Linked DNA regions of Homo sapiens: region 1 is linked to region 2. A link is an interaction called in ENCODE POLR2A ChIA-PET data of the cell type or tissue named here. Cell type or tissue: IMR-90. All regions are shown on one strand. Region 1 overlaps ZFAND3 (zinc finger AN1-type containing 3). Region 2 overlaps ZFAND3 (zinc finger AN1-type containing 3).

Region 1 (4,000 bases), 61 kb after region 2:
GCAGGAAAAAAGTAAGAAGGTACACTATCACCACAACTACTCAACATTATAGTAGAGATTCTAGCAAGTGGAATTAAGCAAGGAAAGTCAAATAAGAATCAAAAAGATTAGTGGTGCCAACATCATCAAAAGAAAAAGGAATCTTAAAAATCAGAAACGAATGGCCAGGTGTGGTGGCTCATGCCTGTAAATCCCAGCACTTTGGGAGGCCGAGGCGGGTGGATCACGAGGTCAGGAGATCGAGACCACACTGACTAACACGGTGAAACCCCGTCTCTACTAAAAATACAAAAACAAAATTAGCCAGGCGTGGTGGCGGGCGCCTGTAGTACCGGCTACTTGCGAGGCTGAGGTAGGAGAATGGCGTGAACCCGGGAGGCAGAGCTTGCAGCGAGCCGAGATCGCGCCACTAAACTCCAGCCTGGGCAACAGAGTGAGACTCCGTCTCAAAATAAATAAATAAGAAATGAATATGTAAACCTGTCATTATTCATACATAACATGACTGGGTATCATGGAAAGAAATCTGTAAAATATTAGAATTAACTAATGAATTTAGCAAGGTCACTGAATAAGGTCAACATACAAAAATTAATTTTATTTCCTCATTTAAAACAATAAACAAGTTAAAAAGTGAAATTTAAATCATAGTACTTATATCAAAAGATATCAAATACCAAGAAATAAATCTAAAAGATGTACAGGGTTGCTACACTGAAAATTATAAAACACTTCTGAGGGAAATTAAAGACTTACATAAATGGAAATATATATACTATGCTTAGATTCAATAGAATTTCAATCAAAACCACAGCATTTCTTTTTAACTGAAATTGACAGTCTGACTCTAAAATTTATATGAAAATTCAAAGGCTGTGGAATAGCTAAGACAATCATGAAGAATAATAAAAAACCTGAAGGACTTACACTACCAGATATGAAAACCTATCTGAAAGCTACAGCAATAGAGACAGCATGTCACTGATGTAGAAACAGACAAACAGACCAATGGAACAGAATTAAAAGTCCAGAAACAGACCTGCATGTGGCTTAACACTACCACAGCAAGCACTAGGGAAAATGGTCTTTTCAATAAACGGAGCTGGGTCAACTTGATATCAGTGTGAAAAAAAAATGAACTTTCACCATTACTTTACATCACATGTAAATGTGTACAGTAGACCCAAATGCGAAATATAAAACAATAAAACTAGAAGAATGAACTCGAATGTCTTTTTTAACTCTGTAATAGGAAAAGATATCTTAAAACACAAAGAGTCCTGACCACATAAAACAATGATAGATAACACTGCATTAAAATTGAGAACTTCTGTTCATCAAAAGATAACACTAAGGGAATAAAAAAGTCAACCACAGATTGGGAGAAGATAGCTGCAATACACATACATGGGGTGTGTGTGTGGGTATGTGCGTAAACTATAAAAAGAACTATAAATCAATAAGAAGACTGACTCCCAATTTATTTATTTTGTGTGTTTTTGCTATTCTTTTCTGACTACTTGCTGACTGTTGATTCCCAATTTAAATTGGACAAAAGACTTGAACAGGCACTTCAAAAATGCAGACATCTATGCGGTCAATAAAAAAATGGAAAACAGTTCAACATCAGTAGACATCAGACAATGCAAATTAAAATTAAAATGCCACACCAATATAACTCCACCAGAGGCTAGAAGACTGAAAATATCCAAATTCTGGCAAAGGTGTGGAACACTGAAATACTAATCCGCTGATGCTGGGAGAGTAAACTGGTATAGCCACTACCGCAAAAGCTTAGCATTGATAACCTATGACTCACCGATTCCCTCTCATCTATATACTCTTGAAATACGAAGCTGAATTTCTTCCAAGAGACATATAAAGCAACATTCACAGCAGCATTACACCTAACAAAGACGGAAGATAAGCCAATGTCTACCCACAAGTGAATAAATCCATAAACTGTTCTGTATTCACACAATGGGATGAGAATTACTACCATAAGCAACAACAAAGATGAACCTTACAGACATAATGTTGAGCAAAACACACCAGACATGAAGAAGTGCCTATGATTCTAGTTACATGATGTTTAAAACAGATAAAACTAAAACTACAGTGATAGAGATCAAAATAATAGTTACGTACAGACAAGGCTTTAAGTAGAAGAGGGCAAGAAGGAGCCTACAGGTATGAAGGAAATATTCTTTACCTTGCTCTAGCTGTTGATTACACAAATATAGACATATATAGATAGAAATATACATGTATGAAAATTCATTACGTTGTAAATTTAACATCATACTTGTTATTATATGTAAGTCATATCTAAATTTAAAAAGAGGATATTATCAACAATATCATGTTAATAAATTATAAATTTTAAACTTCTAGGGAAAAAAAACTTACCAAAACCAAAAAGAATAAACAAAATCTAACCAATCCTACAGTGAAGAAGAAAATAAATCCAAAATTTAGAACTTCATTAGAAATGAAGAAAATCTCAGTCTCGGTTGGCTTTACTGGCAATTTCTACAAAGAGTTAAGAAATAAATCCATCTTAAACACAGCAGGGCAAGAGAAGGAGCACTCATCCACTCACCTGATGAGACCAGCATAACCTTGATGCCAAAACTCAATAAGGGCATTATAGGTATTTAAAACACACACACACACACAGACACACACACACACAAAACAGAAGGCAGGCAGGCAGGAAGGCAGGAAGGCAAGAAAGAAAGAAAAGAAAGAAAGAGAGAGAGAAAGAAAAAGAGAAAGAGAGAGAAAGAGAGAAAGAAAGAAAGAAAGAAAGAAAGAAAGAAAGAAAGAAAGAAAGAAAGAAAGAAAAGAAAGAGGAAAAAAATTAAGACACCAGCCTCATTCATGAACACAGATACAAAGAATGTAAACAAAATTTAGCAAACCAAAATGGGCAATAAAATACCATGGTACAATAAAGTTGGGTTTTTTCATGGGAGTCCAAGGCTGATTTAATACTCAAACATTTATGTAATAGGCCACATTAACAAAATAAAGGAGAAAAAAACTTGAGCATCCAATGGACAGAGAAAAATAACTGGATAAAAATTAATATTCATCCACGGTTTTTTGTAAAACAAAAAAAATCAAAGGCAACAGAAGGAAACTTTCTTTCAGAAAAAAAGGATACTGTAAAAGAAAAAGAAAAAAGGTTTAAATAAAGCCAAAATGGAACATCAAACCTAACAGTGAAAAGCTGAGCTTTCTGTTTCAAATAAGAAACAAAATCAGTATAACCATAACCATTATGATGACATCTGTAAATCTACTCAATGTAAGGAAGGACAAAGACTTCTGAAAATAACTAGAGGGAACAAATGCCATAGCTTACACAGGGCCTAGAATAGTGCGTGTTCCCATCAGTAAGAATGGAAAACCTCACAATTCATAGGACACAGGGTAGAGTGCTCAAAAGGGTTTTGCCTCAGTAGTGGAGTAAATGAACCCTAGATTAAATGTTGATTTGGTACACCACAGCCTAACAAAACTTAGAAAGACAAGAAATGACTGAACTCTGCCCAAGAAACTTAACAGCATGCCAAAATAAAGTCAGGAATATTTACAAGAATACAAAAATATCTATGAAAACAAGGTAAAGTTCACAATCTCTGGTATACAATTTAAACTTTTAACTAGCATGCAAAGAAGCAGGAAAATATGACCCACAGTGACAAGAAAAATCAACTCAATCAAAAGTGATCCAGAATTGAAACAGATGATAGAATAGTAACCAAAGACATTAAACCAATAAATATAACTGTATTCCGTATGTTCATGTTTTTTGTACTAAATCAAAAAAAAAAAAGAAAATTCAAAAAGTTAAGTCTAGACATATAAGATAAAAAAAAAAAAAAAAAAAAAAAGAACCTCTGAGGCAGGAGAATCACTTGAACCCAGAAGGCCGAAGTTGCAGTGAGCGGAGATCACGTCACTGCACTCCAGCCTGGGCAACAAGAGCGAA
Region 2 (4,000 bases):
TATTTATAAACGGAAGGCACACAAATGCGAAGGTAGCTACAGGATTCTAAGGTAGTTGTTTGAACATCAGCAGAATGTGTACGTGCTAAGAGGATGTAATTCATGGAAAGTGAGCAGTGCCACAAAGGAATTAAGTTGCCAGGCTCAGGCAAACATCACTGATGGTACTCCCCATTGCCTTCTGTCCAAAGTAAAGGGTGTATATGTATATGAATGTTTGCTGCCCACATAGACTTGAAATGTTTGTCACACTAAACATTTGGCATTCAAGGATCTGACATTTGAGGTTTCAAGGTTCACTGCATATAACAAATGATTTTGCTAAGTATGAATCTGAATTACCTGTGTTGCAGGACAGCTTTGCAGGCATGAGTGAGTTGGCTGGTCAGTGTGCCTAAAGCTGACCAGCTCAGTGTGGTTTTACTATTTTATTTAACACAGGATCTCAATTAATCCTCAGAAAAATAAGTAGGGCTATTATTATCCCCATTTTATAGCTAAGACAGATAGATGCTACACTGCGGTATCTTGAAGATTTCAGAACACATTTCAGTGGTCTTGCTTGAAATACTGTGTTGCTATTTCAATGCTTATGCCTACCCTCCCCAATTAGACTTTAAGGATTTTGAGAGCAAGTAGTATATATTTACTTCTCCCTAAAGTGCTTAATGTAAGGCAGTAAACAAAGCAGATATTCAAGAAAATCTTTTGAACAAATACAACTTATTTCCATACAGATTTCGCCTTCTCAAGTTTCATGGGCCCAGGTTAGGTGATAAGTGTTCTCAAGAAGAAAGCAGTTTAAATTGTAAGCCTGAGGAACTAGCCTCTATTTAGTCTTAATTTAATTCTGGATCTAGAAGATGAAAGTTAATGGAAAGACTTTCAAAATACAGATACAACCAGGAAACAGCTCCAGAAAATGCTTGTCCATATGAAGCAAGGATCACAAGTGTAAGGTCTTTTATAGTAAGTTCCAATAATGTCTACATCAAATTCTTGTATATTCAAATATTTACATATTTGACAATTTATGTGAAATCATTACCATTTCTATACATAATATGAATCCATATTATTCAAACTGACATTCAGTAAAGCAACAAAAATGGAATACTACCACAACCAACAGAGAATAGGCTAACTATTAATACTTTAGGCTCTAAAAAAAATTAAGTGAAAATCCATTCTTGACACTGTTCATTTACATAACAATAGTGGACAGAATTTCTGGATTTGGAGCCATCTATGTAATTCCAATGTTAACATTTCCATTTTGATGAAGTCAGACTAAGTGCATCTGCAGGAAACCATCACTACCGTGGAGAGAAACTGCACTGATAATGTTGAAACACGTTCTGCTGTTGCACATTAATGTCACAGAACTAGACTGGAGCCTGATTTACAAACCACTGTGTTGTGTTAGGCTATGCTGCATCACATTGGTTAAAACCAGCACAAAAGCAAAGTCTTGCATTTAAGCAAATTCAGAAGGTGAAATGGGGGCTGCCGAGAATACCACACCTCAGCTTACTCACTATTCCACTTCTATACCCCAAGGACTTAGCTCTTTCATTCTTCACCAATACTTCCACTGAAGCCAACAAATGGGTAATGACCCAGAGGAAAGATGTTGGTGATAAAATCTATGGCAGGAATTTGGTTCCTAAAGCCCTTTAACCATTTTTGTACTTTTGACTAAGGTTCAAACTTTACAGACACATTAATGGGGGCCAGTCATCTTAAAGTTTGGAAAATAAATGAAGCAAGGTTTGGGGAGAAATTTTACCAGAATTCACGTCTATCCCTATGGAAATTTACAATTGTAAAATACAAGCAATGTAAACACAAGGTACATTTTGTCCGTCGGTGGGTGGGGAAGGGGGGGGCGGTCCTGAAAAGCCAAGCAAGGTTTTTTAGAAGTCTTAAGTGTGGAAGAAAAGGTGATGTATACATACTCATCCCAAGCTTAATTGCTATGACTATGTAGTTCCATTTTTTCCCTAAGTATAAGTCAATTCAAGTGCTCATTATCTTAAGTCAAATATTTTGCTTCCAGGATTGCTAATTAGAGTGACGGCAGAAATACAGCATTATTTTTTAAAAATCTCATTTACATAAAATGGTTCAGAATCTACCTAAATGAGAATTTTTTTTTTTTTTTTTTTTTGAGACCGAGTCTTGTTCTGTCACTAAGGCTGAAGTGCAGTGGCACAATCTCAGCTCACTGTAACCTCCACCTCCCAGGTTCAAGCGATTCTCCTGCCTCAGCCTCCCGAGGAGCTGGGGTTACAGGCGCCCGCCACCACGCCCAGCTAATCTTTGTATTTTTAGTAGAGATGGGGTTTCCCCATGTTGGCCTGGCTGGTCTCGAACTCCTGACCTCAGGTGATCTGCCCACCTTGGTCTCCCAAAGTGCTGGCATTACAGGCGTGAGCCATCATGCCCAGCCTAAATGAGCAATTTTTAAAATCATATTTTTGTACTGAAAATTTACAGATCTGAATGGACACCACTAAAGAATAAAGACAAATATTTTTTAAAATTTTATGACTAATTGTCTGTCCATAGTCATATTATAAATTCTTTCCAAGAAAAAAAAATCCAAATTTACCTTTGTTATTGATCTCATTGATCTGGTCCAGTCCCTCTATTTGATTTGTGTACACGATTTTTGGATTAAATATAGTCAAACAAATCATAGAGCATAACACCCTATATGTCACACACACAGCATATTGGAGTTTTTCTCCAAAGGTATATGCATAAATTATCCCACCAGGAATATTTACCAGGGTCCTGCTGCTTTTCCTCATAATTTCGGCCTAGGTCCGTATGCAACTAGCATACAAAAGTACTGACAAGTTTCCTAGAGTAGATCATGTGTCCTTGAAAACAACTAAGGGTAGAGTTCTACCATATTTCTTAGCTAAAAAGTAGCTGGCAACTCTATTTTCATTCCATCCATCATTTTAAATCTGTGCAACAATTATTCCATACCAGCTTCTAGTTTCAAGATACTACAGCCAAATGTTCTGCTTGAGTAAAAAACAAATCTAGATGACCCTAGCATTGCTTACCAATATATTTTATTACACTGTACCTAATAAGAAACAACTTACATGTATACATGTTGAAAGTTTAGTAAGTGCCTCACTAATTTATTTTGATCCTTACAAACCTACTGTAAAGCAGGTTATCACCATCCCCACCAAGAACAAGTGCAAACTGAGACTCCGAGACATTTATGTCACTTGTCCAAGGTTACACAATCAACAAAAAGAGTCTTGGAATTCAATGAAAAAAAAAAAATTGATGCCAAATCCAGAGCATGAGACTAAGGATATAAGAAATGGTAAAATGTTTCAACTAGAATTGGCAAGTTATAGAATAGTTCTTCTAGAAAAAGATAATTTGCGTTATTCCTGAAAAGAGAGGAAGAAAGGGGGGGAACTTGCTTAACACATGGACAGAAAGACTAAAAGACTGAATCGTTTCAAACACAGTAACTCTGACCACACCAGAGCTGAAGAGCAGCAAAGAAACAAGTGACCAGGAAGTCAGGAAAGCCATGGGTCATTTCAGTTTTCATAAATGAGTACATTTTTTTTCACAATATCCCTAGAAACTCAGCGAGATGTGAAGACTGTCACAGGCTTAGACCTCCAAGTAAGGAAACTGGACAATTATCAGTCCACTCCCAAAAGGCTTTGCAATCCCGAAGGACTGTTCATATCCACAATTACTTCCTTCTTCCCACGCTTTCCCTCTCTTCATATCTGGCTTCCACACTTAGCACTCTTAATGAGACCATCCATACTAAAGCAGATGTAAGTGCCTCAATTACTTCAGATGCAAGTGCCTCAATAAAATTCATGAACCTCCTTAGAAATATATGCAAAACTATGAGCACTTGCACATTTTTCTGAAGGGATCCACAGCTTTCATCAGTTTTCAAAGTTCCGTGACCCCAAAAAGATAAACACTGCTCTCCAAGATC

Evidence for each region. Peaks named below come from ENCODE experiments on the same cell type or tissue, not always from the same donor. Only the 100,000 strongest peaks of a DNase experiment are listed, where the experiment ranks them.
Region 1: POLR2A ChIA-PET joins it to region 2 with 11 read pairs; 4 of 35 experiments call an interaction of 5 or more read pairs at or near these places.

The regions. Positions count from the first base shown.
Region 1 is chr6:37,895,362-37,899,361 of GRCh38, reverse strand. All of the region lies in intron 1 of ZFAND3 (zinc finger AN1-type containing 3), which reads right to left. Among named protein-coding and RNA genes, the nearest start is that of ZFAND3, 78 kb to the right of the region's middle. In IMR-90, no CTCF peak of the experiment used is centred here; a DNase peak (open chromatin) is centred at 1,811; H3K27ac peaks cover 160 bases.
Region 2 is chr6:37,956,624-37,960,623 of GRCh38, reverse strand. All of the region lies in intron 2 of ZFAND3 (zinc finger AN1-type containing 3), which reads right to left. Among named protein-coding and RNA genes, the nearest start is that of ZFAND3, 140 kb to the right of the region's middle. In IMR-90, no CTCF peak of the experiment used is centred here; no DNase peak of the experiment used is centred here.